Regions from separate parts of the Mus musculus genome. Here regions 1 and 2 are each linked to region 3. The links are chromatin loops, found by intact Hi-C in ENCODE. Cell type or tissue: left cerebral cortex. All regions are shown on one strand. Links, peaks and the distances in the headings refer to the core of each region. The heading gives the core; the rest is flanking DNA.

The links. A loop is a pair of places that touch in the nucleus more often than their neighbours do. Peaks named below come from ENCODE experiments on the same cell type or tissue, not always from the same donor. Only the 100,000 strongest peaks of a DNase experiment are listed, where the experiment ranks them.
Region 1: a loop joins it to region 3, with 4 times the contacts of the local background. A loop is called at or near these places in 2 of 42 quality-filtered maps.
Region 2: a loop joins it to region 3, with 2.1 times the contacts of the local background. A loop is called at or near these places in 2 of 42 quality-filtered maps.

Annotation. Positions count from the first base shown.
Region 1 is chr1:92,671,742-92,682,381 of GRCm38, forward strand. No RefSeq gene overlaps it. Among named protein-coding and RNA genes, the nearest start is that of Otos, 28 kb to the left of the region's middle. In left cerebral cortex, for the core only: no CTCF peak of the experiment used is centred there; a DNase peak (open chromatin) is centred at 4,407.
Region 2 is chr1:92,658,259-92,668,898 of GRCm38, forward strand. No RefSeq gene overlaps it. Among named protein-coding and RNA genes, the nearest start is that of Otos, 15 kb to the left of the region's middle. In left cerebral cortex, for the core only: no CTCF peak of the experiment used is centred there; no DNase peak of the experiment used is centred there.
Region 3 is chr1:92,720,784-92,731,423 of GRCm38, forward strand. Gm29483 (predicted gene 29483) reads right to left here and starts at 9,960. Exons shown (of 4, transcript NR_166120.1): 1 at 9,844-9,960; 2 at 5,082-5,275. In left cerebral cortex, for the core only: a CTCF peak has its summit at 6,351 (motif pointing left); DNase peaks (open chromatin) are centred at 5,759, 6,728 and 7,380; H3K27ac peaks cover 1,244 bases.

The sequences.
Region 1 (10,640 bases), core at 2,979-5,478, 51 kb before region 3:
ATAAAACTAAGGCTTTCATTTGAAAAGAGAACGCCACCAGGATCCACTGCCCATACAGGTGTTCCTCAGACTCAATCATACAGACACTCAGGGGCGGCTTCAGCCAAGGTGCTTCAAGAGAGCACAGCTGTTTCTCAAACTGGTAGCAGAACACAGTAGTGTCTGTGTGATATTCACTTTGCAAACTATAAGAGTTATGGGGTCTTAAAGACTCACACCAAGACCTCATGTCACTCTGGGGTTGATTATCAACCTCTAAACCAGTGGTTCTCAAGTTTCCAGATGTGACCACTTAAATACAGTTCCTCATGTTATGGTGGCCCCCCTAGCCATACAATTTATTTACATTGCTACTTCATAACTGTTACTTTGCTACTGTCGCAAATGGTAATGCAAATATCTGGTATACAGATGGTCTACGGTGACCTCTGTGAAAGGGTCATCTAATTTCCAAAGGGGTCGGAACCTAAAGGTTGAGAACTTCTGCTCTTAACATTTCTGGTTTGAATGAGAATAGCCATTTCTAAGAAAATCTGATAAGCTTTGAGCAGAAACATTGAGACCTTAAGAACAGTTGCTGCAGTGGTCAGGGTTGCTTACAGCCAAGGGGTTGATGGGCTAACACTTGGGTAACAGCCACATCAGAGTCTTTAGGGTGGTGGAGTCCTTGGGTGGCCCAATCAGGACTCTTACTCATTGAAGCACCCTCCCACTCACTCACAAGCCCATTCTGCTGAGTGTGGCTTAGTGCTGGGACAAAGCCTGCTGTTGGCTTCTGGGTCTTAGAGTAATGGAAGGAAGGCACAGCTTCTGTGGGGGTAGAAACTGCTGTCCACACTGCCCGGATGCTGCATTCAATGTCATAGCCCAGGATTTTTTGGAAAGCATAGAATGCTTTTCAAGAGCTCATGGCCCAGCAAGAATTAGGCAAAGGAAAAGGGAGAAGAGCCGTACACAGGACAAAGGTGTGTGCAGCAGGCAGCAAAATGGCTGTGGGCTAAGCATAACAATAACCACGCTATCTATAGATCCCAGGTTCCCCGTGGACTGCTCATCTCTCTGTGACTTGCCTGTTCTCTGTGGACATGTCTGCTGTAGAACACCCACATATCTCCTGCATTTCTGGTTCTGGGTTTTGAGCTGCACTCTCTATATAGCCTTTGGCTTTACCAGACTTGAAATTCCTTACAGTTTGCTTGTGATGGACCCGTAGGCCACAGGAGGAGTCAGTCTTTGCGAGCACCCCACCTCTTTCCTGGATCAGGGAGTGGCTGCTTCTTCTTCAGAAGTTCTCTCTACCAGCTCATTCACCAAGACTTTCGACATTTGATTAAAATAAGGAAAGGAATGTGTTTCAACACCTTCTGCTGGGAAATCATAAAGTCTGTGTGGTGTGGATTTAATTAAGATTGGATTGTGAGAGTTGGGGGTGAGATCAGCGTTCAGCGCTTGGTCTGGGAGCTCTCAGATAGCCATAGTGAAGATGCAAGGTTTCCAGTAAGTTCTTTCTGCTGTCTTATTGGATTCGGTGAATTCTGGAAGCTGCTTACTTCCACTCTGGTTTTCTGTATTGTAAATGTCTCAGACGGAGGAAAGAATGGCTTGGACAGAACAAGATTGCAGAGTGTGTCCTGTCCCTACTCTCAAGCTGTGACACCACATACACACACACACACACACACATACACACACACACACACACACGCCTAGCCACTCTACTGGCAGGACGCTGTCTTCTGAAGCTGGGAAGGCAAAGTACATCAGAAACTCTAAGAGCAGATGGAGTCCTGGATTGGAAACAAGACCTTACTTAGTAATGGAGTGTAGTTGAGGATGTCAAGATGACATTGTCTTGGGTTTAGAGCAGGTCCTGACTCCAGTGCAGGCATCCATATAAGAGAGGGAGGGGAAAAGACCATGTGTTGACAGAGGCAGGCTGGAGCAATTCGGCCAAAGCCAAGGGAGCCTGGGGCCAGAGGCTAGGGGAGGCAGCACTATTAGCCTCCTGGATTTAAGACTCACAGACTCTAAACCATGGAAGGACAGACCTGGGATATGTTCTCTATACCCTTAAGTCCTGAGTGGGTAGTCCCAAGGATGCCAGTCAGTGTGTTAACAGAAGCCTGTCTGTGGCTTTCAAACAGGCCAACCCAGCCTGCCATATCTAAAGCCAAGTGCTGAAGCAAGCCCCAGCCATGACTCTCTTTGTAGCCTCACATGGTGGGTAGATGCTGCATCTGCTTGCTCCACTCAGCTTCTTGAGACCTGGCTTGCTTTCTGCTCCTGGCCTTTTTCTGTTCTGTATCCACCACAACTAGGAGCCAGCCATGACTGGATGTTGTTGGGGTAAGTGAAGAATAGGGTCTTCCCAGCACGGCACTAACATGTCTGCTGAAGGCGCCAGTTCACTTATTGCCTGGCAGTCCTGGGGACCCACCTGCTCATCCCCAGCCTCTGAGAGCAATGACTTTCATGACAGTCAGGATGGCTGTGCTCAGTTAAAGACATGACTTTCAATTTCTGGCCGTGCACAGATTATTTGATTGTCACACTGGGGGAGGTGAGCTGACCTCTATGTATGGAGACCAAGGGTGCTCAGAACAGCCGTACCACAATTTGAACTGTCCACTGGGAACTCTATGAACCCTGCAAAGAGAGTCTGGCCAACTTGAGCATGGTGAGCATGGCTCTTGCAAGCTTTGTACTTCCCCACCATTCTTTATGATTTGCTAAAGAACTGCCATATCAAAGTATTGACGTCCAGCAATCAAAAGCCCTCTTTAGCTCACCTAATTAACATGCTCAATCAAAATTAAACACTTATCCTAACACATAGTTTCCTCTTTCACCTTTATAAACTGACATTTTTCTGTTTGCCATGTCTCCTCTACCCAGAGGCAATCCTTTTTCCTCCAGGACAAATATCCCTTCCCCTTCTCCCTGGTTCCTTTTCTCCCCTCTCCCTTGTTCCCTTCCCCCTCTTATCTTCCCTTATCTCCTATCTTTGTCCCTCATCCTTGCTCTCTGTCCCTTTGGAGCAAATAACTTCCTTTGTTCTGAGATCTTGGTCTGAGAACTTGGTCTTGAGGGTTCTGAGCCAATACTTTCCCTTTACCCTGGCGTCTCTCAGGCACCTAGGCAGTGATGTCAGGTCCCTATGTCTATGCCTATGCCATGTCCCCATATCTCTTACAGACAGACTTAGACAGCCCCTTACTGGGCCCCAAGAGTCAGCTCAAATCTACACAGATCTCCATCTCCAACCGTGCAGGCTCCCACAAGAGAACCGTGGTCCATAGGTGTCCTTGGTGTGAGTAGGGGTGCTTCAGCATGTATCCTAGCCCTCCAGCCTGGAGACCCTCACTTTTATGCTTACTCCTTACCCCACTCCTGCTTCATCGTCACAGGCCATCCCCTTTGTCCCATACCTCTACAAAGTTTTCTGGGTAGTTTATCTGGAAGAAGGGGGCATGCATAGCTAGTAATACAGCTGTGGCTTAGATCTAAGGCTACCTTGCAGACCTCATCCCCCCACCACTGCCTGTTTTGCTGTCTGATGCCTCATGGGACAGTTGAACAGGAGCTGGTACAGACCTTGAGTGAGTGGCCAGCTATATGGAGAGCTGTTGTTTGCCTGGGCTGCCCTGCTTTTGTCCCACGGAGACCCTACTCGGTCACATGGTGATCAGCCTCTCCTTAGCATCTAGAGATTCTGGGTAAATCAAGTCTTCCAGGGACCCTGTGGGTAGCTATGTGAGCCCTGCCTAGTCCCAGGTACACAGGCAGGGTTTGCATGGCCCCATGCTCCCTACTGAGTAGGGGCAGAGATGGTCACATTCATTGACAACCCAAGTCTTTGTCTCCAGACACCAAGACCTTCCACCCTGGCCAGCACTGCTCTCCCCACAGGAGAGACTCACGCCTCCCCAACAACCAGCACACACACAAAAGAATAAGGCCATTGGAACCAGGTCTGGGCAGGTGGCTTTTGATCCTAACGGCCGCTTCCCAAGTCCCCCTAGCTTTAGTTTTGCAGAGGGATGGGAGGCCCGTCCCTTACCATCAAGGGCACCATGAGCACAGGAACTTTTCCAAAATAGAAACGGACTTTCATCCTAAAAAGTGTCATCCCCACCTCTGTCTACTTTCACGCCTGCCTATGGCCCTGTACACCACGCTCATGTGATTGCTGCGCCTTTAGTTCACATTGCTTTGCTAAGCAGTGTGCTGCCTCCCACTCCCAGCATGCATTTGGTGTGGTTTTGCTGCCGCTTCCTCATATAGGTGGTGGTTCATCTCCATTGGTGACTGGGTTGGCGATCGCGGAGGAGTCTCTCAGTTGTCTGTGGAGAAGCTTCCTTCCTTTCTAAGTGGCCTTTAGTTGGGTATTTTGGTCAATAACTATGAGAAAAGTAACTGATTGATGCGGAGTCCAGATTGAATTGAGAATGGTCCTCTCACCTCCTACTTCTTCTGGGAAGTGTGGTCAGCAGAAGCTGCGGGGGTGGCTTGGAAAGAGTTCCATAATCTTTGAGGCACTGCCCAACAAGTGGAGCTGCTTCCTGTCTGTTGAATGTGGCTGGCCCCAGAGTCCTAATTCTCACTGAAGCAGGAAGCAGCAGAATTGACCGCTAACAGATAGGGTTCTGGGAGACAGCATTGCCCTTGGGCTGTTCTTGCTTCTTCTGTTTGTCATCTCTTGTTCTAAACCTCAGATGACACCTTACACCCTATGGAGAGGCCCGTGTGATAAAGAGGGCAGAGACCCAGAGCCACAATGTGTAGGGACCCATGACTAGCTGACAGCTGTGTCCAGCTGTCCCCAAAGCTGAGAGGAACCTCCCTGGGCACACTCACTGAGCCTCACTTTGTGCTGGGAGCCTCAGAGGACAGGGAGAGAGTCCCCAGAGAGAACCTCGAGATCCTGCAGAGGAGGGACAGGACACCCAGCACCTTGGTAACCAAGATGACAGACACATGGAACACCCAGGTGCATAAGCCCAGAGTGTTACCCAGAATGTCCCTCTCCAGGGTTCACACATGTGACCTCTGTAAAGTGGCAGAGCTCAAGGACAGCTGTTGGTCTACTGACTGATGACACACTGAAATATTAGAGGATTCATGAGCCAACAGGAAAACAGAAATAGTGAAGGGAGTTTTGGGGGCGGGGGGAGGAGGCATCAGGCAGAGACCTCATCGGGGAATCTTATTAACTACACAGCGCACAGCTGTTAATTACATAAAAATTAAAATTGGCAATAACTCAGGCAGAAACCTCCAGTTTGACACCTTTCTCATCCCATGCTACAGAGCCAACATAATCTTAATTAACCACAGAACCTACTTCTTTGTCCTGCTCCCGCAGCCCATTTCTTTGGTCTGCCTGGATCAGCTCTCAGAGCCCCAGTACAGAGTCCATCTCGACCTTAAGTCCCAAAAGGTAGGAGGACAGAGCCTGGGCAGAGATGGAAGTGAGGTGTATACCTGTTCTTCATGGAAGTCAGGGATGAGTTGTGACATGATAGTGTTCCACACTGTGGCCTGCCCACTGGAAAGCCCCATGGCTCCTGTCATGTCCTCTGTCCTGGCACCTCTCCTGTGCCAGGAGAAAACCCCATTCTCTTGTTTGCCACTGGCTGCCAATGGTAAGCCTGTGATACATGCTCAATAGAGCACCCACCCAGGACTTTGAAAAACTCAGTTCTCTGGATTCCAGAGCTGGAGACAGTGGAGGTCAGGAGTCAAAACCTGCCCCTCACACACACACAGGCAGAGCTAATCCACCTCAGTGCTCTGCTCCTCTCATCCACACAGGCAGAGCTAATCCACCTCAGTGCTCTGCTCCTCCACCCACACAGGCACAGCTAATCAACCTCACTGCTCTGCTCCTCTCATCCACACAGGCACAGCTAATCCACCTCAGTGCTCTGCTCCTCTCATCCACACAGGCAGAGCTAATCCACCTCAGTGCTCTGCTCCTCCACCCACACAGGCACAGCTAATCCACCTCAGTGCTCTGCTCCTCTCATCCACACAGGCACAGCTAATCCACCTCAGTGCTCTGCTCCTCTCATCCACACAGGCACAGCTAATCCACCTCAGTGCTCTGCTCCTCTCATCCACACAGGCACAGCTAATCCACCTCAGTGCTCTGCTCCTCCACCCACACAGGCACAGCTAATCCACCTCAGTGCTCTGCTCCTCCACCCACACAGGCACAGCTAATCAACCTCACTGCTCTGCTCCTCTCATCCACACAGGCACAGCCAATCCTCTGTACTGCTCTGCTCTTCCAGCTTCTTCTTGGAGAAAAGACTGCAAGAGATGGATGACCAGAGCCTCCTTCCCTCTGAGGATGCTCCCCTACTCTCTCTGGGTCGTTCGTCCCCTCTCTGGGATGTGCTTCCATGTACCACTTAGAGATCTAAGCCACAATTCTATGTGACAATCTCCTCTTCTGACTGCACACAATAATTTGATTATGGATAATGGAACTGTCTTTAATAATTAAGCAGCCTCTGGAACCGAGGTGAAGTTCTGATGTCTCCTCTCCTTTAGAGTTGGTACTGGGAAAGCAAACGCAAGTGTGGTTGAGCCCTAGGCTTCCCAGGACTCAGTATGTCATCTGACTGGGCTCTGGGGTGGTATCTGTGGATCTTGACTCACAGAAAGCCCATTGGAAACCCCCATGCTCCATGCCTCTGGGCTTGTGCCCCACCCCATACACAGTTCTCTAAGCAAGCTCATTCTCCAGGCTCTTACCCTGGAGTTGAAAACTCCCACTTCTCTCAGTAAGCTCACCTGCTGAAGTTTCTCCAGCCCACTGGGAGTAACAGGTAAACAATTAGAAGGTATTCCTAGAAACCCCACAACATTCCAATAAAGTAAAAGGCATTTCTCAATCCTTAATAGAGTAAGTAGATTTAAGAGCAATTTGGGAATTCAGCATATGAACACTTTAAAACTAATGACTATATATATATATATATATATATATATATATACCATGTACAAAAGTATATCATTTACACATCAAGGAAATATTTACAAACATGGGCTTGTGTGCTGAATCCATGCGGTCTCAACATTTTTCTTAGGCCCTGTATATGGATATCTATTGATTTGTCTATAAATTATCAATCACATTATGACACAGGTGTAAAACATAGCATGCCTACTGTAGCTGTAACGTCAGCACTTGTAGGTGTGAGTTTCAGTTCCTCCATCTGCACACACTGTGTACAGGCTAAACGCACACGCCTTCTTCGGATACAGACTTCCTTTTGCAGCTGAGGTCACTTTCTACTTAAACCTATCAAGCACTTACAGAAAAGGGAAACCACAGCCTTGTGATGAACATATCTTAAATAGAGTATTAGGATCTGAGATTTACTGAGATGCTGAAAATCTAAGTCCTGCCTTACTCATCCAGAGAATTCAAGGATGGTTCAAAGTTAAGACGTCTATGAAATTCATATATTTAAGGGTAAAAAGGAAGAAAACACGCATCCATTGAAGCCATTTTAGAGCCAGTCAAAAGCTGTCTGTGAACCAAACCCACATCAAAAGTGGATGGAGTGGATGAATTAGTGATAGACGTTCCTCGGAACGGCCTGGGAAGCAGCCATCGGAGAGAATTAGATAGATCCCTATGTCCTACATGGGAAGAATTTCAGCATCAATTATTAAATGAAAATAGAAAGCTGAAAGGCAGGAGTATATTAATATCTAAATACATGAGACATAAATATGAATAAAGTATTTTATGTATTTATATAAATATGGTGCATAATTTATGTATAAATTATGTATGTATAATTCACAAACAATTGATACATAACACAAGATGTAATTTACATCTATAATTTATACATAAGCATGTGTGTTTGTCCCTTGTGTATTTCAGGCTTCAACAGTCTGGGCATTCAAAGGAAGCTGCACATGAGGATGTACCAGTTGTATTCCATCCCAGCCCCCATGCCTTCCTTTTTGAGAGTTCCTAGACTACCTCAGAGTGCTGTGGGTTACACTCTCCGGAGTCACTGCCATTGAGGGCATCACGTGAGGGGATAGGGAGGTTCTCTCCTCTCATTCTGAAGTCAGTCCATTGGTCTCTGTGCCATCTTCAAAGGCATCATTGCCAAAGAGTACCCATTGGATGCCAGTGCATCCAATTTCCTTTTACCACTTTACCTGGACAGGCAGCTGATACCTACACATCCCTAAAGCCACTGGAGGCCTGCTAGGCTTCAAACTTAGGGATCCTACCCCTTCTAAGCCCAGAAGAAGAAGGGGTTGATCTGTGATCCCCCAGTCACTGTGACACTCAGATGGACATTGTGGGTCTGGTACCATATGAGCGAAGATGCCCTTGCCTTTCTGGTCCTGCCTACACTGGACCCCACATAGCTGATGGCACAGAGCTTGGCCACATAGAGCAGAAAGGCCCCGTGTCCTTCTTCAAAGACTTTCCCTTCTGTCCTCTAAACATATGCCACAGTACATAGCCATCCACCCTGCCTAACGAGGCGGCTCCTGTTCCTCTGCCTGCAGACCTGAGTAGTCCCGTATATTACCAGCTGGGAGTCAGGGGCTTGCCTGGGGAATAGGTAGGGGACAGATGTTACTGTGCAGCTTCTACATCAGAGAATTCCAGACTACAGCCCATGAGTAAGTCTAGGTGAGCCTGTGGGGTCCACAGTCTAGAGTCTGATATTTAGGGAAGGCAGAGAACCCCAATCTAGGATTGCTCAACTGGGATCCAAAAATCTCACTCCTGTTTGGGAAGCAGGCAGTGTTTGTATCTGTGATCGATTTCAGGCCCAGTTTGGATCTGTGATCAATTTCCCGGCTCCTTCTTGGCTCTTAAGCATTTACTTCCCAGAGTGCTACCTTGTGCCCCAAATGGATTCTTGTTGCTAGATCCCAGCTGGGTGAGTATTCCACGGATGTCTTCTGCCCCCCCGTGATACCCCGTTTTACACAAAGAGGCTGCAGCTGCAAGTCCCCCCTTCAGCCCCAGCATCACCATCTAAAAATAGTTCCCGCCGGGGCATTTCCATTCAGAAGCCACCAGAAGCTGCACCCCCCCCAAACCCCTCCCCACCCTCCCTCCACCCCGGCTCAAAGAGCATCTGGTGGATCCTGAGTCTTCACTGACCTAATCAAAATGTGGAGGAGAGATGGAAACCGGAGAGGACAGTGGGCGGGGCCAGCTCTGTCAGGCAGGGCAAAGGGTAGGAGAAATACACCTTCAGCTGGTGCCCATAAACACCACTTAAGCGGAAGGTCCTTAACATGCAGACACCGAAACTCGGATCCATCATCTTGCTGCTGTCCTCCCCAAGGCCGGGCCATCAAGCTCTGAGTGTGACTGCCTTTCATCTGAATTTACTCCCTGACAATACAAGATTACAGCAGGCTTCCCCCGAACAAAAGAGATTGCTTGACAAACAACCTTCCCTCCCTACCCCATGGGCAGCTGCCACACTCCACTGGGTCTCCTGGGCGGAGGCCAGCTCGCCCAACCTCCTCACATGGACAAGACCTTGTGAATAGCAATGGCAGTGACTGTTGCATGCCATCAGATGGCAGTGAGTTTCCTCTTCCTCCTCCCTTCTTGACTGGGGGCATTTCCTCTAGGTGCACCCTGGCAGGGTACTGAGCAAGGGTGTTTTGGTCACATGCAAGGTCCTACAGTGGGCTACAGTGTTCTACACTGGCCAGTAGTACTCATCTTGGCCTGTTTTGGATTCTCTGTAGGTTTCAAAAATTAGATAGGACTTGCGTTTTTCACCTAGGAAACCTGACCACCCACAGTTCCAGGCCCTCAGCTAAGTCCTGGCCAACAGCCTGGCCTGAGTGCCAAGAAGCAGCCTTGATCTTCTACTCCATAGTAGGTCTCATGACTGCAGGGTGTTGGGAGGGGTGCAGAGCAAATGCCTTCTTCAAAATGTTGGACAACTTTTGAGTAACAGAAACCTGCTGAATCAAGAGTGAAATCATAAAATCTATTGCCCTAATTTAAGCCCTTGGTCAAGATGTCCCAGGGCATATCCCTTGTCCATTTGTCCTTTGGCTTTACTGTCCTGGCAGGACCTGGGCAGACCACCACCACTCCCCAGTCCTATGGCCACACTCCATCCTTCCTACCATCCATTTGGGATACATCTTGATTTGCATGTGGTAGACAAGTCCTGCCCACTGACCTCATTCTGCAAGAGTCCGTGTCCAACCTCCATGGGCCTCACCCTATAAGTGCCCCTGACCCTGGATCTGTCATAGCCCTATCTCCTGCCACCTCCACCCTCATCAGGCAGGGATTCCTTCTCCCGCTCTGTGTCCAGTGGGTCTGGGCTTCTGAGTTCCATCAAGGGCAGGGAGCTGGAAGATGAGCACGTGCCAAGTCTAAGAGGGGAATCTGCTCCCCAAGTCAGTGTGAGCTGGGCAGCCTTAACTCCTACCCACAGCGGTGGTAGAATGTGCTTCAGCAAGTGGGCAGCCAGACTCTTAAAGGAGAACCCACTGGCAAGGGTACTCAGCCCCTGGTGATTCACAGAATAGAGGCATGGTCTCTAGAATGGGGAAGGGGACTTTTGCAGCAAAGCCGAGCAGAGAAGACAATGAGTAAAACTACAGAT
Region 2 (10,640 bases), core at 3,027-5,526, 65 kb before region 3:
CCAGCAGGCCTGGTCCACCCTTAGGTAGCTTCCAGGATGAGTTCATAGGTATAGCTCAGGCTATAAGATCTCAGGTGGGCATGGGACCCAGGGTCTCTGGCACAGTGGGGGTGTCACAGAAGCTATGCTTGATGCGATGAACCAACCACAGGTGGTCCAACCTTGGTTGTCTTACCGCACCTCTTGGAGCCTGACCTACTAAGCATGACACTATTCTGCGGGGCCAGTATGGTTGTGGTGAAGCACATGGAGCCCTGGGACTTGGTAAACAGTAAGTGAGCACCTTCCAGACATCAACCAATATGAGGCAATAGGGCACAAGAAAAATTAGGGCTCTATCTGGGTTCTGGCATCACAGGAGACCATTTAAGAGGCACAGAAGTACAAAAAAAAAAGGCCCACAAGCACACAGCAGAGTCTCTTGGGATTGCAAAGTCACTCTTCCTCTCACCCACCTCCTAGGGTCTTAGTTCAGGGTAAGTCACAAAAATAGAAAAAAAAATGGGTAAAAATAGTAGAAATTCATTTCTCATAGTGCCGGATCCAGCAAGTACAAGACCCAGAAAAAGGAAGGACTGGCTTCCTGGTTCACAGTCAGAGCCTCCTTGCTGACCCTAGACCAAGTCCTCATCACTTTCTCATGTGGTGGGAGGGACAAGGCAGAGGTTTGGAGTCAACTGTGTAAGGGCCTAATGCCATCCCCGAAGCTCCTCCTCACAACCTAATTACCCTGCAGAGTTCCCATCTCCTGGGCCTGGGGATAAGAACTTAATCAGAATAGAAGGAAGGCACAGCTATTCATGGGTCCAAAGGCTATTTCTAGCCTCTCTCTGCATTTCTTCACCCCATGAGACATAAAGGCCTGGGAACAGGGAGGGCCCTATCTCTTCCAGAGAGGAGCCAGCTTCCAGCCCTTGGCTGCTATGTTCTATGTTCCACGGTGGGGGACTGGGATGCAGGAGGTGCTGGGGACCTGGAAGAGGGAGCACCCATGCTCAATACACTCAATAGAGGGAGCACCCATGCTCAATACACTCAATCCTACCTCTGCCCCACTAGTGAGATCAGTCCCTATGCAGGGCTGCTCCTAACACAGTTGTAGCAGGGACATGGGAATGAAGCAGAGACTCCAGCAATATGGATCTCTCTATTGGCCTATGGAAGGTGTGTATACCTCTGTCCTCCATGGGCAGAGCTGCAGGCTGTAGGCCAGCCTGGTTACTAAGACCCGTTCTTCACTTTCAAACATGTATTAGTCAGTTGGGTGATAAGTTCCACAGTGTCTCTGAGGTCTAGGAAAGCGGAACTTGGATGTGATGGCCAGATAAGGAGCCAGAATTCAACTGAGTCGTCTCTCCCATTGAAGCCCTTGGACAGGAAGAGAGCCAAGCTTCCCCCAAGCCTGTGTCTAAGTTCTTAACGGGGCTACTCTGCCCACACAACCTCAGGAAAAACGGCTTGAAGGACAGTCTCTGGGGTGAGTGTGTTACCAGGGTCATGTATCTTCCTTCTGCTCTGAGCTGAACTGCAGGGGGATTATAGAGATTTTCCAAAAACGCCAAATGTCTGATTTTCTTCAGTCGTAAGTGGAACGTGGTTAGAATGTGATTTCAAGACTGTTTATGAAGTTGAGATGCATTTCAGCATTTTATTATGTCAACAGTATTGAGTCAGCTGAGAATTTGATTTTGAGAGCCAAGGAAGCAGTTGTTTATATAACTAAGTTAATTATATAGTTTTAAAAAGTGTATCTGTGGTTAACACATTTTCATTAACTCAGTTTGGATTCAAGATTAAAGACTCAATAGGGATCAAACTTTATTTGGGTGGCTGGCCTGGGCTTGGCTGGTGCACCCCTGAATCTGGCCACCAAATCCAGCTATGTTAAATCCCATCCTGCTTTATTTAAATCGCAGGAAGCAAATTATGCTGTCAACCAGATCTTGTATGAAGCAGTGGTCTGTTCTCATTTAGCTAACAGTTATTTCTGGATAGCCCTGTCTTGCACCGGGGTCACACAGGCTTCTGGGTCCCATGCTCACGGGGGCCCAGGTCAAATCACTAAGAGGGAGCAATCTCTGAATCCATAAAGCTGTGTAGGTTGGTGACAAGATTGCCCTGTGGCTGTGGACTTTACAGCCAGCAAGTAGGTCTCTGGCTCCAGTGGGTAGAGACCTGAGCCTTACATATCACACAATCGGGGTGACATCTTATCCCCTGTGCTGCACTGAACCTTGTACAAGCTCCTAGAAGCAATCTGAGGCTTCTACCACACACAGTGGGGAGGAATATTCAAGGTGCTAAAGGATTGGGTATGGTAGCAGACTGAAGAATTTTTTTAAAAGATTTATTTATTTATTATTATATGTAGGTACACTGTAGCTTTCTTCAGATGCATCAGAAGAGGGCGTCAGATCTCATTACAGATGGTTGTGAGCCACCATGTGGTTGCTGGAATTTGAACTCAGGACCTTCGGAAGAGCAGTCAGTGCTTTTAACCGCTGAGCCATCTCTCCAGCCCCAGATTGAAGAATTTAAATTTCCTTTTAGAAGTAGTGGGAGGTGCTCATAGATTCAAACAGGACTGTTTGTGTGAACCCAGGACCTTGCATAAGACTTATACTCCAGCCTTTGGATTTTCGAACATACTGTCACTAAGTACCCCAGGCAGGCTTTGAACTCCTGATTATCCTGCCTCAGCCTCCCACATGCTAATATTACAGGCACCAGAACATGTGGATTTGTTTGTTTGTTTGATACATTACTATGTAGATAGGTGACAAAGGTATTTTTGGCCAGTAACTTCACATCCTCTTTTGTTTATAGCATGTCCTGAAGGCAGTTCTACCTCCCCCAGGCTCCGTTTATGCTAGTGCGGGTTTCCTGCTACCATTGTCCTGATTGGGATTTTGAGAGTAATTAGGTGAGGCAGGGCCCATGGCTTCATATGACTTCTCTGAGTTCTGCAAAGCTCGGGGACATGAGCCATCAGACCCAGCAGCCAGATCCTGACCCTCTGGGACAGTGATCAGCTGCTGGCCCAAGAGGCTTCCAAGGTCACACACCTTTGATGGATATGCCCTGGCTGACAAACTTCCCAGAGTCTCACACAGCACTCTCTGCTACCTGTCACTCACTGCTTCCTGGGTTAGCCTCCCCAACAAGAAGAGCTTCCATCAACAGGCAGGGCAGAAGGACATTCTTCTTTGCCACTGCAATCCACATTTCCCTCCTGGGCTCCCATGGACGAGGTTGGGCTTCCCTCTATCCTAAGCTCGTCTCTACCATGTATATATTTGTTACTCCTGACTGGAACCATGTGACCATGGTTACCAAGGGCAAGTTAGATATACCAAGGTGAGGGTTTTAATATGTGCATTTCAAACATTCTGAGACTGATGAAGATTCTTGATATACAAGGTATCTTCTACTTAAAAACATTATGTGTATGGCTGTTTTGCCTGCATCTTTGCACCATGTGCATCTCTGGTACCCACAGTGACCAGAAGAGGACATTGAATGGTCTGGAACTCGAGATACAAAAAATTATAAACCACCATGTAGGTGCTTGGAATCAAACCTGGGTCCTCTAGAAGAACAACTAGTGTTCTTAACCAGTGAGCCATTTCTCCAGTCCCTAGTCTTCTGTTTCTCATCTTATTCATATGGTTGCTTCCTTGGGGTGTTTGGAAGGTCAAGAATAATTACACTTTCTTCCTTACTTCATTTAACAACTGGAGATTTTTTTCTCTTTAGAGGGGAAAAAATTGATTACTCGGTGACTGTAAATGTAACAAATGCTTCATTTGAGACATTCAAACTTTATGGGAGTATGTAATAAAAAAAATGGAAGTCCTCTTCAACCCCATCCTTGTCTGGAAAACCACATGAACCTTGCCAAGATATTCTTCTGTGCATGTATAATTTATTTTATGTAAATGAACTCCTGTCCCTATATTTGTAGCTTTAAACAGTGCTTTAAGAGTCTATCTGGGGTCTATGAGATGGCTCAGGGGGTATAGGTGCTTGCCACCAAGGCTGATGACCTGAGTTTAATTACAGGGACCCACATGGTACAAGAAGAGAACCGACTCCTGCCAGTTGCTCTCTGACCTCTACAAGAGCCTCAAGGAATTTATATATATGCAGATGCTCAAAATAAATGTGAAATTTCACACAAAATAAATGTGAAAAATATTTAAGATCTGATTTGGGCATTCCCTGGGAGTTTAAAAAAAAAAAAAACTTAGGGAAAGAGTGGCTGGAGAGATGGCTCAACAGTTTAAGACCACATACTGCTCTTACAGAGGATTTGAGTTCAGTTCCCAGCACTCACATCAGGTAGTACACAGTGATCTGTAATGCTAGATCCAGGGACTCTGAAGCCTCTGAACTTAATGGGCACCTACAGTCATGTGCACTCTCTCTCTCAATCTCTCTCTCTCTCTCTCTCTCTCTCACACACACACACACACACACACACACACAGAGAGAGAGAGAGAGAGAGAGAGAGAGAGAGAGAGAGAGAGAGAGAGAGAGAGAGAGAGAGAGAGAACTAGCTACTGTGTGTGAGGCCCTGGGTTCATTACCCATCACCCCTAGAAAGAAGCAGGGAATAGATTTTTAACCTGAGTGTGGAAAGTGTTTTGCTTAATTTTGTTTATTTGTTTCTTACTAATGCTTGGAGTTTGAAGCTAAGTCATAGTTACTCTCTGATTTATTAACATTTTCTACTTTAAAAAAAAAGATCAGTAGCATCTAAGAAGATGATAGATCCACCCTTTCCATATCTCCTGCCCTACTTCTGATCTGTTATCCTCAGGAGACGATGAGTGTGTGGGAAGAAGAGCTGTGCTTCTGGATCCTGCACTATGGCAGGAAGCACGACTGGCCCTCTGCATCATAGCTGCATACAGTGGCACTCTAGAACTATGCTTTCAGTTCAGACACTGGGGCGACACCATTGGAGCTGGAGTGACATCACTGGAGCGCCACCCTGAGCACAGACTGAGGCTGTAGCTAGAGATAGGTGGGAGCTGTCCAAAGAAGTGGTAAAAGTGCTCCCTTCTCCCTACAGCTTTAAGAGGTCAAAGGCGACTCAGGTAACTGTGTATGTAGCTACTTCAGGGAAAGGCAACACAGCACAGACTAGGCCAGGCCATGTTCGAGTGCACACTTGCAAAGGAAGCAGACAGTGTCCATCTTAATAGCGTGGTCTTCCAGCCCACAACTTTGTTAGACTTCACTATTTGTTCTACTTACTCTTTTGTGGTCTCACTGCCCTGCCTGTCTAGATAATGAAATTAGTTTTCTTTTCTTGACCTATTGCACTGGCTAGTGTCACCAGTGTGCTGCTGGACAGAAAGACAGGCACCCTTCTTTTCTGCTGATCTTAGGGAGGAAACATTTGGTTCTCAACCATGAAGCCTAATGGAAACTGGAGTTTCTTTTAAATAAATTCCCCAATAAGGTTGAGTCTTACTAGCTTCCTCAGAATTTTTATTGATCATGAAAACTGGGTTTTACTAAATATATTATTAACATTTGTTGATATAAACATATGATTTGTTCATTTTCTTTTGCAGTTAAATTTTCAAATGTTATACTAACCTACAATAGTGTGACAAACCATATTAGGTCATCATGAGTTATTTTTACATAGGATTTGGTCCAATTTGCTAAAAATTTGGCTCATGGTTTTGGCAGCCATGTGCAGGAGAGACAGAAGTGGGTGGTTTCCTTAGTGCAACCTCGGCTTTGGGATTGGGGTGATGTTGCCTTCACAGGGTGAGCTGGGAGCTGTCTCCTCCCCTTTGGTCATCTGGAAAAGTTATGTAGAAAAATATTATATTTTTTCTGCACATTTGGCTGAGTTCCTCAGTGTAGCTATTGGACTTGAGTCTTATTGTTTAAAAAAAAAAAAAAGCTTTTTGCTATAAGTTCAATCCATTTAATGAACGAGCGGTCACTCAAATGCATGTTTGCCTTGAGCAACTTCGGTAATTGCAAAGAATTTATCTATGTCATATAAGGCGTCAGATTCATTAGCATGAAGTTGGCCATGGTGGTCCCTTATTATCCTCGGATATCTGTGGAATCTGTCATGGTGACACCTCCCCATTCCTCATATTGATAATTTGTGTCTTCTCCCTTTTTTCCTGATACGTCTGACTGGAGATTCATCACTTTTATTGATCTGCTCTAAGAACCAGTGTTTGCCTTTATGGATTTTTTCCCTCTATTTTTTGTTTTCAAGCTCATTGATTTCCAGTGTGATCCTGGTTTCCCCCCTTTTCTATTTACACTGGGCTCACTTAATCTTTTTCTGGTCACTTAATGTAGGAGACGGGGCCATCAGCCTGCAATTGCTCTTTCTTCCTGCATCAGGTGTTCTGTGCTGAAAGGCCCTACTTAGCAGAGCCTGCACACCCACCACCCAAAGGCACATGTGGACAGGTTAGACCTCATTCCACTTTCCATCTCCCTTTTGATTTCTTCTTTAAATGATTGGTTATTTAAGAGTGCTATTCAATTTCCAAATACGTGTATATTTCCAGGTTCCTGAGAAGTCTAAATTTAACTCCATTTTGTCGGGGTGCATGCCCTCATTGCTTACATCTTTTAAAGTTGATGCCTTGCTTTAAGGTTCAGCATATGGTCTGTCTCTGTTCAAATGGTCACTTGAAAGGAATACTTATCATATTGGTTGGGCAGAGTAATCTACACATGTGACGGTGTGTTTTCTGAGAGTGGCATTTAAGTCTATTTTGCCCTTTTGACTGTTTTCATTATGGGGGGGGAGGACAATTTTTGAAATGCTCACAGGTGTTTTTACCTCCACCAGCATCATAAATAACAGAGCAGTGAACATCTTGAGGCACTCACCCATGGCTCTGCGTGACTGGGAAATACTGCTACATCCTATCTTCTAAGGCTGTGTGGCCAAGGTTTATTCAGGGTTCAGATTGAGTCAGGCTCTTTCCAAAACTGTTTCCCATGTGGTCTTCATGCTGTTTTAACGAGCTCCAGAACACAGAGTGGGGGACCTAGGTGTGGGGTGATGAGGTTCATGTACACAGGGGAAGATTGGGTGTGTGCCAATGCTCATAAGAGCACACAGGAAACACAAGGACTGTGGAAAGGAAAGCTCATATACAACGAAGCCCCTTTGGAAAGGGGTTCACACTGGAAAGGGTACAGCGTCTGCCTGACCTTCTGTAGTGCCACCTGCAGCTCCAGAGGAGCCCTGCAAGATGGAAGGGAGCCCCTTTCTAGTGTCCCAAAGCAGGTGATCTTGTCACCTTGAAAGTACAGTCCTCTGCTCTTGTGGACAGTGCCTACAACAGACCTGAGGGGTTGTGACCTGTCCCTGCTAAGCCTGAGGTTGGAAATGCTGACCGTCTTGCGGGAAGCCCGGACAGAGATTTATGGAGAGTTGTTTGCACCAGTGGGAACCGCACAAAACAGGATCCATAAAATATTGACTGGAACTGTAAGATTGCAGACAGATCTGCATTGATTGTTTTTCCCCCACTCTGTGCGTGTCCTCGTTTCTCCCCTTTCCATATAAGAAACTTCTGTATAAGAAATGTCCCTTGTTCTTGGAAGGGTCCCAGGGTGGGTCTTCTCCCCCAGAGCCTGCCTCTGACCGTACCTGTGGTATTCTATGTACTTGTATAATCCACCTGGGAAAGCTGACTTACTCCTGGGGGTATCTTAGCCTCTCTGCCTCTCTCTTCCTTGCTTCTTCTCTCTCTCACTGGCCCGCCTGTTCACCTGCTGACCCTCCCCTCCTCTGAACCACTCTCTAGTGGCTACGAGTGAATCACCCTATATAAAGATGCATGTGTAAAGGAACCAATGGCCTATCCAGTGGCCAGCAAGGATCGCCTTTTGAATGAGCTTAAAAGTGAACCGTCCCCCATGGAGCCTTGTGTTGGCTCCAGCTTTAGGCAGTGCCTGGATTCTAGACTGACTGAGCCTGAGTGGTACCACACTGAGCTGTGCTGGGAGTATAGTGTGTTGTTTTATGATCCCAAGTTGAAGGTCATTATTATACAGCTGTAGATGACTAAGACATAAACACCCCACACCCCTGATTCCTCTTTCCTCATTCTTCCCATGTGTCTTTACATCTTTACTTTTTGGGGGTTGTCCAGTTTGCTGCCTTGATTTCTCTGTGTCCACACTTCATGCCACCTTCCACCTGGCTGGATCCTCCTAGCGTGCCCCTCAGGAAGCCCCTGGGCTCACAATGCACCTCAGACCTAACTCCTGTTCGCTATGCTGGTGGTTGCAACCCAGACATTTGTGTTTGTTTTTAGGGTTGCTACAACTTATCAGAGAGTTGGCTTGAAACAACCCAGATTTATTATTTCATGGTCCTGGAAGCCGGGAGTCTGGAACAAGCTGTCACAGGGTTCCAGAGAAGGGTCATTCTGGGGCTTTTCCGGGATCCTCAGTGTTCTTAGCTTGAGGCAGCATCCTCCCAACTCTTATATGTGTCTATCTGTAAACAGACTTGCTTCCTCTTAAAAGGAGGTAAGGGTTACCCTAGGCCAGTGACATCTTCTCAGCTGATTATATCTGCACTGACCCTATTTGCAGATAATGTCACGCTCTCAGGTCCCATAGATGACACAGGAATGACCTTTGACACTGTTCAGTCAAGTACAGAGCTTGAGGAGCAATTATGCAACCACTCTAGGCCTGCCTTGTCTTCAGCTGTCCCTGTCTCATCTCTCAGAGCACCGAATGACAGCCCCCAGTGGAGAGGACCTATGGCTTGGCTGACCTCTATGTTACATATTGCTGGGGCTGAGGGAACCTCAGTCACCCAGAGGTGAGGGCTTGGGCCCCTGCTGGGCAGACCACCAGGCTCTAGATGTATGCTGGAAGATATGGCTTTTCCTCTCTTGGTTGTCAAGGATCTGTGATCTTCCTGGGTAGCACACGAGGTCTTGTTTGATGTCCAAAGAAGCTGCGAGTGGGAATGAAGATGCCATCAAATGCCGGCAGCTTCTATGGTGGTTCTGGCTTCACCTGGCTTGATGCCCAGCTCTGCCCTGGCATCCTTCCCAATACACTACCACAGCTCTTCCTGCCAGTGAGCACCTGGGATCCACTTAACTCACAAACGTTCACCTCTCTTGGAATCATGCCCCCGCCCCCTATACTCTGGTCTATGCTCAGTCTGAGTTCTGTCTTGGTCCCCGTGAGAATGCTAGACAGTGTTCTGGGTTTTAGAGGTGACCCTAGGGGAGGTAATTTCCAGCCTTGAGAGAGAAGTTGCAGTGAAGGGGAGAGTAGGCCTGGGAGGGAGGGGGAGGGAGAGATTCTGGGATGGAGGGTCATGGGGTCTACTGGGGCAGGGAACGAGAGCAAAGGCCAAATCAGGGGGAAAGGTCTGAAGGACAGAAACCACAGATGGGACTCATGGCAGCTGGAGACGAAAACATTCCTATTACCACGCAGAGTTGCTTAGAGTGGACCGCTACCCTTGCGCATGTGCTGTGCTGCTGAAGGAACACTAAACTAGGGTGGGCGGCTGTCCTTGCGCATACGCTCTGTTGCTGCCATCCCTGTTGTGTTTTCACAGGATTAATTAAGTCTCCCCAGGACTTGGGACTGTCAAGCGTTCTTCAGGATGACCTGGCAGGTATTCCTCAGAGGATGCCATCTTGATTAAAAAGAAAATTGAAAATCTTCACACCTTTTGCTTCATGATAATGAAGACTTGAAAAAAACCTGGAGACCTTTTTGTTCAAATACCACTAAGCCTCCATTCACACAGCCCTTCATCAAGTAGGGCCCTCAGGAGGTTCTGAGATGCAAGAATAAAGATAGCAAGGAGGCCATCTTGAGCAAAGGAGCTACTATCAGTGGGACAGAGTGGGATATTAAGTCCACCATGTCTATACCCCTCCATGCAGGGAAATTCTAATATCAGGAGCTAACCACTCTTGAAGGAGGCAGTTAACTGGGGGGTGAGCTATGCAAAAGCTATGTCAGCACATGTTCCAGCGGTCCCTGTACTGTTCAAATGCTCAGTGCACATAGGACATGATTTGCTTCCCTCAAAAGATAAAGCATGAAATGTTAAGGTCAAAGCAAAATCTGTTTCATTTGGTAATAGTGGCGAAGCAGCTACTGCAGCATATTGCAGGGTGCCTCAGTGAACTGAGTGTGTCCAAACGGAGCGTTTTATTGGCAGAACGAGATATTCTGAAATATACTCACAATGATCAATAACCAGAGGGGTCCTAGTCTGCCACCTAGCAGACATGTCCTATGATAGCCTCACAGAGTGACTTCTTACATAGGGCCGCAGTGGCTCTCTTCATCAATTTTCTACTGCTGTAAAGAGACAGTGCCAGTGACCCTAGGAGTGAGCTTGGAACTGAATCATCTTCCACGAACCTTCAGATGAGACCACAGTCCTGGCCAGCATCCTGGCTTGGAAGAGCCCTTCAGCCTAGATGCCATCCTATCTAACTTCCACATAGCCCTGGCCCAGACTGATCCAGAAACCTGTGCCTTATCAACAACCCCCTCAGGACTATTCAAAAGTAGTGGGAAATACATGTGTTATGGTATAAATCTGAAATGTCTCTCACAGGCCCATATTTTCAGGGCTCAGT
Region 3 (10,640 bases), core at 5,069-7,568:
AAGAGTGGGGCAAGCCAGGAGCACCATCTGTCTGAGTCAGCTCCTCCCAGGACGAGGACGCCAGAGTCGGATCTTCCAACCTGACCTGGGACATCATCCCTGATTGCTCCCACAAACCCACACAGGTCTCCCTTGCTTCGGGTACCCTAACCCACGCCTACTAGTGCTCTCTCAGGTCTTCCCAGTCTCTCGAATGCTTTGAGGTTTGAGGTGTACATTTGCCCCAGGTGAAAACACTCCAGCATCTCCAGGGTAGGCCTGTACCTCATCCTGAGACCTGAGAGAAGGGGCTTTGCCAGATAATGTCAACACTGAAATGAGAGCTTTCAGGAAGGGTAAAGATTAAGGGACCCTGCAGAATAGGTGAGTTACCACTGTGGGACTCTGGCTCAGTGAGGACAGCTGTCTTCTTGTAACCAGCAAGAAGCCTGGAGGACTGCATGCTTGCGACTCCCCATACTAAGAGAGTTGCAGGTATCGATGGCCCAGCTATATCACCGCAGCCAGGCAGGGCCGTGCCCTGCGGCTTGTGATAGCTCCAAGAGCTGATCTCCGGCTGAGCTGCTTCTCTTCTGGCAGGATGATCACTTGCTTCCCTGGTCCTGACTCACACACTCTTCCAGTGCCCATCACTGCCCATTGACTTTGCCTCTTTTTGCACCGTGTTAAAAATCGACTCTCTGGACAGAGTTGTTTGCGCCTGGCTTCTGTCACTTGCCCCCACGCCTTGGGTGTTTCTCATGGTGCTGCAAGCTCCTTCTCAGGATTGCACAGTGTTCCGTCGTGTGAAGAGACCACCTGTTTATTTGTCCAGTCCCCACTTCAAGGGTATGGGAGCTGCTTTCTGGCTCTGAAGTTTTTATCCTCAAAGCTATTCTAAGCATTTGTCCGCATCTTTTTCTGCATACTTGCTTTCTTTTCCCTCTGTACATCTGTAGGAGAAGAATCATTCGGTCCGGAAAGATCAGAGGTGTATTGTAACTTCATGAAAAATAAACTGATCCAAGCTGCAACCCTGCAGCTCCCATATTCTTACACTCCCTTCCAGTTTGAGCTACCCTCCTCCGACATCCCTGGAGTGAACTGCCCTACCCTTCTGTGTGGGTGTTGCTGTGGTGTGAACCCAATGCCCCTCAGCACTAACCTCCTTCCTTCCCATCTGTGTTAGGCTGCGTACTGATGCCCTAACCCCTACTACTGGTTTTGTATATTCAAAGCTCATCATCAGAGAATGAAGCTGATGCCAGTCGTGAGACCATTTATCTGATGCCATTATTTTTATTTCCTCAAGTTGCTGGAACCAAAAACTAATCTATGACTTTCTAAGGAGTGCTGAGGGGGACTCTCTTAGCTAGGGTTATTATTACTGTAATGAAACACCATGACCAAAAGCAACTTGGGATGGGAAGGGTTTATTTGGCTTATGTATCCCGAATTACAGTCCAGCAGCTAAGACATGTACTCAAATACAGCAGGAACCTGGAGGCAGGAGCTGATGCAGAGACCACTGAGGAGTGCTGCTCCCTGCCTTGCGCCCCGTGGCTTGCTTAACCTGCTTTCTCATAGAACCTGGGACCGCCTGCCCAGGATTAACACCACTCACAATGAATGGGCTAGGTGCATCTACATCACCGCTGATTAAGAAAGAAAATGCCCCGTGACCTGGTTTTATGGAGGTATTCTTTCAACTGAGGGTCTCTTCTCTCAGTTTACTGTAGATTGTGTCACGCAGAAATGAAACTAGCTAGCGCAGGGAGATGCCCCTCAACAGAGGAATGGATACAGAAAATGTGGTACATCTACACAATGGAGTACTACTCAGCTATTAAAAAGAATGAATTTATGAAATTCCTGGCCAAATGGATGGACCTGGAGGGCATCATCCTGAGTGAGGTAACACATTCACAAAGGAACTCATACAATATGTACTCACTGATAAGTGGATATTAGCCCAAAACCTAGGATACCCAAGATATAAGATACAATTTCCTAAACACATGAAACTCAAGAAAAATGAAGACTGAAGTGTGGACACTATGCCCCTCCTTAGAAGTGGGAACAAAACACCCTTGGAAGGAGTTACAGAGACAAAGTTTGGAGCTGAGATGAAAGGATGGTCCATGTAGAGACTTCCATATCCAGGGATCCACCCCATAACCAGCATCCAAACGCTGACACCATTGCATACACTAGCAAGATTTTATCGAAAGGACCCAGATGTAGCTGTCTCTTGTGAGACTATGCCGGGGCCTAGCAAACACAGAAGTGGGAGTTTGAAAATAAACAAGATTTTAACTTTTAAAATTTGAGATTATAATGTAATTACAACATTCTTCCTCCGCCCCCACTTCCACACCTTCCCATATATTCCTCTCGGCTCTCCTTCAAATTCAGGGCCTCTTATTTTATTAGTTCTTATTGTATACATATATGTATATACATATGTTTCTAAGTATTACCTGTTCAGATCATATGTGTTACCTGTATGCATGTTTTCAGGGCTGACCACTTGGCTCTGGACAGCCATTAGTGTGCTCTTCCCTGGGTAGGACCCCCTCTCCACTCCCAGCTTTCCTTGGTTGCCTGTAGTCTTTTGTGTAGGGTTGAGGCCCCCTGGGCTTTCCTTGTCCATTTTGGCATGTCCATTGGTATCGCCATCATTCAGCTCACGTTTCTGCAGTCACACTGATGAATCTAGCTTTGACATCCTTAGGAGTCACAACCCCACAGCAATCTTACAATCTTAGGAGACACAATCCCATAGAAATCTTAGTCTTCCCACTCCCTCTGCCATAATGGGCCCTGAGCCTTAGGTATGGTAGTGTTTTGTAGATGTATCCATCAGTACTGGGCTCCACAACTCTACATTTTGATTGGTTGTAGTTTTCTGTACTGGTTCTCTGTCTCTTGCAAAGAGAAGTTTCTTTGATGAGCGTTGAGGACTACACTTATCTGTGGTTATAAGAAGTGTTTATAGATTGTTGTTGGGACTATGCTGGTTTATTGAAGTAGTATGTGTAGATTCTTCTCCAATAACTGTGACTTCACTAGTATTGAGTAGTCAGGTTTCCAGTACAGGCATGACTTCCCTCTTGTTGACTGGATTATAAGTCCAATTAGAGATCTGTTGGTTATTTCCAAGGTATGTACAGAGAATAATCTATTCTTAAAAAGATTGTGGGCCTTTATGATATACAAACCCTTGTGTGAGGCATGGACATGAAGTTCTCTCTCTCTCTCTCTCTCTCTCTCTCTCTCTCTCTCTCCCTCCCTCTCTCTCTCTCTCTCACCACACACACACACACACACACACACACACACACACATACACACACCACACAATACACACCATGTAAGGGAAGGGCATGGGGCTTTGTCATACACAGACTCTGTGAGGGATAGACATGAGACTCTATCATACACAGACAATAATGTGAGGAGTGAGCTCGGGACTGTCACACAGACACTGTAAGCATGGACAGAGGACTTTGTGTCTCATGCAGAGTCTGGGTAGCTGCCCAGTTGTGACCTTGCACTTGGCATTCTGAATGAGAACTAGAGTGTCAGCAGTCCCTTATCTCATTCACTGCCCAGGTTTTGCCAACCTGAGTGCCTGGTTGATAAACTCCAGCTTTGAACTGTGAACAGAGCCATTGCCAGCTTGGTGATTGGAGCCGTGGCCAGTGGCTCCCTTTGCTGGCCCACTGCTTGCTGTCTCCTTGGGTCTCGATTGGGGCACCTCTCTCTTCTGCCCATGATCCTTAGCAATGGTCTCTTTCCCCATGACTCTCTCCTGTCTTTCCTTCCTTCAATTCTTTGGGAAGAATTTCATTTTAGAAATACCTCCCTCTATCCTTTTGTGAACTGACCCTGAAGCTCATTAGTTGGGCACACTTCCCTCTCCACACAGTGTTATGATGGCTCCTTCCTGGATTCTGGGGCCAATGGACTTTGGAGAATCTCTTAACACATTGTCACTTCAGGTTTCTCCAGCCATGAGACCAGAGGGTCAGGAAGTCCCGTCATCAGGAGGAGGGAACTGTTTTTGACTTGTGATAGAGCATTCCTGGTAGATACAGTGCCATGACAGACTCTGGTGCAGCCTGACCCCATTGCAATTCTCTGCACCCCAGAATCCCAATGACAGACGAGGCAGGCCTCCCAGCTCTGGTGACTCCACACCATGAACAAGATCATAGCAATCATTTTGTGCAGTGCCTCTCAAGGGTCACATGCTATTGCTGTGTGCAGGGCCTGATGGCTGGCCTTGGGTGGGAATCAGAAGTGACCACAGAAGGGATATAGAGGAGGAAGGCTAGCCAGCTTTAATAGGCTCTCTTACAATGACCCTGCCTGACAGGCCATATGCTGGGGACAACTGAGTGGAAACCCAGACTCCTGAGGAGGGAAGTGTGCATAGCCCAAGACTCCCCAGTGACTCACACCAGGGTTTATGTGTGACAGGGTCTGTGTGACAGAGCCCTGTGTCCATCCCTCATACCAGAGTCTGTCTGTGACAGAGCCCTGTGTCCATCCCTCACACCAGAGTCTGTCTGTGACAGTGCTGTGTGTCCATCCCTCACACCAGAGTCTGACAGTCCCATGTCCATTCCTCACACCAGAGTCTATATGTGACAGGGTCTATGTGTGACAGAGCCCCTGTGTCCATCACTCACACCAGAGTCTGTGTGTGACAGTCCCAAGTCTGTGATAATCTTTTTTAAAGATTGTTCTTTTTCAGCACCTCCATAAGCACTCCTCAACAAGGCATGATCCAGTTTACTGCCCCATCATATATATATACCTTGCAGCGTTAGTAGCCAGACAGATCACAAAAACAAAACAAAACAAACAAAAAAGCAAAAGCACATTCCTTTATAAAGACAAAACCACAAATCAAACTTCTGTGCCAATCAGACATTCAATAGTCATGTCTTAATAAACAGAATGATGGTGATTATACTCCAAATGAGCCATCGTGCCCCGGGAATGGGAGAGCATCTAAATGTCTCTCAGATAGCTGTAGCTCACCCTTGGAGAGCTCAAAGCAGCCCGTGAGCCCACTGCCCCCTCACACTTACCTCTAATTCTCCCACCTACAAGTTTGGGGTCCTTACTGCACAAGTCCCTGCAGCTGCAATGTGGCGAGCAGAGAGCTTCTGCTCCAGGAGGCTCCCAGGGTGCTGGAGGCTTCTAGCACCAACACCAAGGCTTTTCTTTTTCTTGCAACAGGGGATGGCTCACTCCTCTTGCTCTTCATCTTTCTTCTTCCTTCCTGGAAAGCAGAGGTGATGCCTGGAGGTGTGGCAACCACATGATGAGAAGGAGGGTAAATGTCACTTCTAGATGAAATAGAATAAATGGTGGAATGTTTGCATATGAAATGTATCCTGCAGGTTTATGCATTGAATTCTTGGTCCCGACTGGTAGCATTGTTTTAGAAGGTGCTGGAAACTTTACAAGGTAGAGCCAAGCCAGAGGAGTGTGCAAGTCTAGTACACTGACATATGCTTTTGAAGACAATACCTGGCCCTCGATTCTTGCATCATCCTGGCCACCATCCCTTGGGATGTCACCCTTTACCATACCCACCATAACAGATGGAGGAGCCCTCTGAAACCCTGAACGAGAATAGGTCTTTCTTCCCTTATTTCTCTCAGATATTTTCCACAGCGATGAAGAAACTTTGTGCCAGAGAAGTGGTTTGTTCCTGTGACTAAACCTGACCATGTGGTTCTTAAGCCTTTGGAACTGGCTGGTGGGAGGAATGTGGAAACATTTGGAGAAGCAGGCTGGAGGACGCTTAGAGTGTTGTGGCATTGCCTGTGGGTGACTCTGCTTAGCTCCAAAGACCAGAATGCCAAGGGGAGTGTGCACAGTGAAGGCTGTGCTCGGGTCTCAGGTGGGAACAGGGACTACGGTGTGCGCATTCTATCTAGAAGGGAACATGTTTCCATCTTGTCCATGTGCGGAGAGACAGCTGGCTGTAGTACAGGTTTTTACTATAGAAGGCTTGAGACTGGACTTTGCTGTGTCGTCTGGGCTGGCCTTGAACTCCTGGAAGACCTCCTTCCTCAGCCTCTAAGAGGTCTGGGATTGCAGGCCTGAGCTACCACATGTGGGCATTGGTGGCTGCTTTTAGTCAGTGTAATAGTAAGAACTGAGAAAAAGGAGAACAAGAAGAGATGCTGGAGCAGTGCCTGAGTGCTTAAGAGTGTGTGTTGCTCTTCCAGAGGACCTGAGTGTGGTCTCCAGCACCCATGGCAAGCGGCTCACCTACCACTCATAAGTTCCGGGGGGGGGGGCGGGGGGACGCCAAGCCCTCTACTGGCCTCTAAGAGTGAGAGCAGGTACCCATATCATGCATGTGCACGTGTGCACACACATAATTTTAAAAAATCAAATAAAAATTTAAAAGAACAAAAATATTTGAAAACCATCCATGTTTGGCCAAAAAGGGAGCATATTTAAAATTGAGGTCAAGGAAGATAATGCTGTGAAAGAGATTTGTACCTTAAAATAAGCCAAGTACTTCTGCATTAGGACAATGGGAAAAATGTCCCGAGCATCTCAGGGATTGGATAGACTCCATTCACCTCATGTTCAAGGGTAGAGAAAGGTTTTAGCCTATTGGAAAGACTTTGGGAAGACAGCTCAGGGCACCTGCTCACACAGGGCTACCTAGAAAAATATTTCCCTGCCTTCAGCCATCTGGGCACTCAGACGCCATTCAGACTTCAAAAGAAAGCCAGAGAAGCCGAACAATCTGTCACAGAGTCTGCAACATTCCCAGAGACAATGATGTGCGCAGCCTAAAGACTCAATAGAGACCCGAAGGGGGCTCTCGAGATGCAAGGAATGTAGAACGTCAAGGAAGGCTGAAGGCAAGGCAGATCCAGCCAAAGAGAGAGTTCATATTGGCTGCAACTAACAGGGTCCTAGGGGTGAGGTAACTCAGTCATTGGGAGCTCACATGACAGGGTACAGCCCAGACCCGGATCTACAGGATTCTGTTTGTCCTTCTGGGTTTCAGTCCTACATTGTTACGTCCCTGTTTTGTGTGCCCCAGTTCACCCCTGTTTTTGGAATGGGAATGTTTATTCAATCTGGGGGTTATATACTGTGTTTTGGCTTCTATAAGAGTCCACTGCTAAATTTTGCTTTGAGTCTTAGAAGAAAATTAGGACTGTTAGAATTTTTAAGAGAGACCTGAGAGACTCACTGAGATAATTAAGTGCATTCTACCTTCAGAGATGCTCACGACCTTCGAAGCCAGAGGCAGGATGCTATAGTTTGAATATGAAATGTCTCCCACAGGCTCGTGTGTTGAATGTTTGGTCCCCAGCTGGTAGCACTAACTGAAGAGGTGGCAGAGAATGTAGGAGGTGGGGCTTGGCTAGAGGAAGTAGGAGACAGAAGGCAGACTTTTGAAGGTTATACCTCCTCCCTACTCCCTTCTGCTGTGAGGTGGATGCTCCACCCTGATTGAATGAAACCAGGAGCCAAATCACATCTTTCTTCCTGATATTGTTTCAAGTATTTTATCGTAGTGACAAAAAAAGTGTCTGATGGACACAGCAATAAGACAGCAGGGCTGAGACCCTTCAGCCACAGCTAAGTGAGGGGTTCCTGGGAACGGCAGCCTCAATCCATTAGTGTCTGTCTTATGTGCATGTGTGTATTTACATATTCTTACACATCATAACAAATTAGATCTTAAATAATATATATTAAAAATACTTAATACTTTTGTCCTATCTCCTAGTCAGGAGATAGGCATACTCTTCCTTATACAACTCAATGCTCATTGCTCTGTTACCCGCAGTCAAACCTAGGCCTCATGCAGATCACAGAGATAATAACATAACAGGAAAACCTCAGGAACTATGATGTTGGCGTGGGCTAGAGCTGCTGGATGATCCCGGGGATGGAGGACATGTCCTTGAGTAGTCACGGTGACTACGACTCCATAGGACAGCCAGGCATTGGGACTTGGTGACCCTGAAGAAGCTCAAAGGGCCTGGACTTTCCCTAGCTATGCCTCATGCACAACTTGTGCCTGAAACACTTTGAAGTGCCCTGATATACCATTGCGTGCGCACAACACATCTGGATATAACCCAACATCTGTTCATCTTTCCACCTGAGCAGTAGCCTGGCAGGACCCTGATCCCTGCAGCAGACATACCCACAGCCTCCATCTCTGAGCCAATCCTGCTTAATCCCACAGAGCCAGGTCAGGCGTTTCAGAGTAGACAGCTAACCTCAGCCCCACACCACCTAGGCCTCCAAACCAAAGAATCCCTCATTCAAATTTTAAAAGGAAGCACAGAGGCAAAGCACGGGGCTGTCTCCAACAAACAAATAGGTAAATGAAGGGATGGGAGGTCAAGATGGACAAACAGATGAATGCATAGACAGACAGACCCATAGCAACTTTAGCAAGCCATGTCAACAACAGAGCTGAGCTGAAGCTCTGCAGCAGCCATGAGTCCTGTCTGTTGTTTCCTCGACTGTCACTCCACGTGGCCAGATGGAAGGGCCATGTTGCGGGGCTGGCAGCCTCACAAGGTACTTACTCTTTCTTCTCCTTTTTGATGTCTGGGTAAGGTCACACCCTCTCCTCAGACTGGTGAGTTCAGTATTTCTCAGGCTTGGTCCTCCTGATTTGATTCTACTATGTCTGTGTTCCCATAGTCCCAATTTACTTCAATGTAATTAACAGATTTCTAGGTGGCATCCTTTCTACTTTGGAGATAAGTTATCAGTATTTGCCTCGTGGCTAGTTCAGGAGAGATGGTGTTTTCAAGTGTGTCCCATGATGCAAAGTCATCCTTTGTGTTTGCACTTGAAATTGAGTCCAGTGCTTTCAGATGGGGATTCTCCACTCAAGTCACAGCTTGAAAACAAACCACTGCTTTACAGATGTGGCTTGATTACAGCCTGGTATGAACACAAGTCTGACTGAGTCCTTCAAAAACTGGGTGCAGAATGAAGTACATTTCACCTGTCACAGATGTGAGGGCTCAGCTTCCTGGGCAGGACCTCTTCAAGGGTGATATGACTGGCACCTGAATTTTATAAATGAATTGGTTGCTTCAGGTTGGCCTAATAACTTGCTGCAGGACACCTTGGAGATCTGAAATGCTGGCCTTAGTGAAGTTGCCTAAAGGCTTGGCCTCTAGCTGTCAAGTGTATATTGCATCCCAGAATACAAAGAAATGAAGAAGTTATAGGGCCCTTCCATGCTAGACAGCTAGGAACAGGTAAGTCTGTGGATTAGCCTCAGGTAGAAGGACCACCATACACCTGATATTATCAAAGTCTACCAGTAGTGATCAGAGAGATGGCTGAGGAAGAGGGTCATGCCTGGCCTCATGGGGAAACTGAGATGTGGCGAGAGTGATGGCTCACAGGTTTCAAGCCAAGTTTCAGAAGAAGCCAACAGTACCCTGCCTGGAAGCAGGACACCTGGAACTTTTCCTCCCATGGCAGTCACAATACCTGGATGCATCCAGTGTGTCCCCTCTGTATTTGAGACACTCAGCCGAGTAGCACTGAACTTGAGAGCAAAAGCTTTGCACTAAAACTAGGGAAAGACTTAAATTCTCACTTTTGAATTTGGAAAACCATCAGCACCGTGGTTTTCCTTGTAACTAGCATTTGTCTCTGGCCTAGATTAACATAGTCAAAGTGTGCAGGCAGCAAGCTCAGCAGAGGGACACAAGCTGAGAATCTGGAGCTACGGTCAGTGCCAGTTTCCTGGCAGAAGGGGGAAGGAAATAGCTTGACTTAAGCTACTGAACACAAGAAATGCCAGCAACAGCAGCAGCAAAGACCTACCCTGTGTCTGTGTCCATCACATTGAAGTGAGCGGCTCCCAGCTTGTACAGTCACTGCCCCTTGTGTTATCGGATGGATGGAACCTGCAGCATGCTTGGATGCAGCCCTGCCTCTCACAGATCCCCTGTGCCTCCAGGCAAGCGCAGAGGAGCCTCCTCTGCAGGCTTCCTGCTGGCCCAATTACGGGAGTGTATTGGCAAGTTGACAATACCATTATTGAAAACCAATGAAATATGATTTGGGCTTGGCTGCAGTACAGGGACGGAAAACCTGCCATGGCATGCCGTTGGAAGGGAAGTTCTAATCCAAGCAAAAGTTCTTTAGGTTCACAATGGGGTACATTCTGGCTAGGTGTCCTTGAACAGATGTGGAGGTCCGTGCCCCTTGAGCTTTGAGACATGCTCAAAGCTAGAGAAATTTGAACAATGGATAGAAAGATCTTATTTTGTCTTGTGAACCAGTCTGGTGGGAAGACTAGTCCAGTAAGTCTGAGACAAGGACATCAAGGTGTCTTTGAATAGCCAGTGCTCACACAGGTACATGTTGCCTACATACAGGATACCAATGTCCTGGGACACTCTGCTACAGGGAACAGTGACATGACATGTTGGTTCAGATGGGCCTTCCTAGATCAACCAAGGCCTTTGAAGATTGACCTGGGGGTGCACAGAGCAGGAGAGCATTTCTGTTCCACCAGAGCGTTCAGTGGGCCATCTGATCCCCAGCTAGCCTATCACCCTGGGCCTTGAGCACCCCACTGGCTCAGTGATTCGGACAGTGCTACTCAGCCCTGGTGA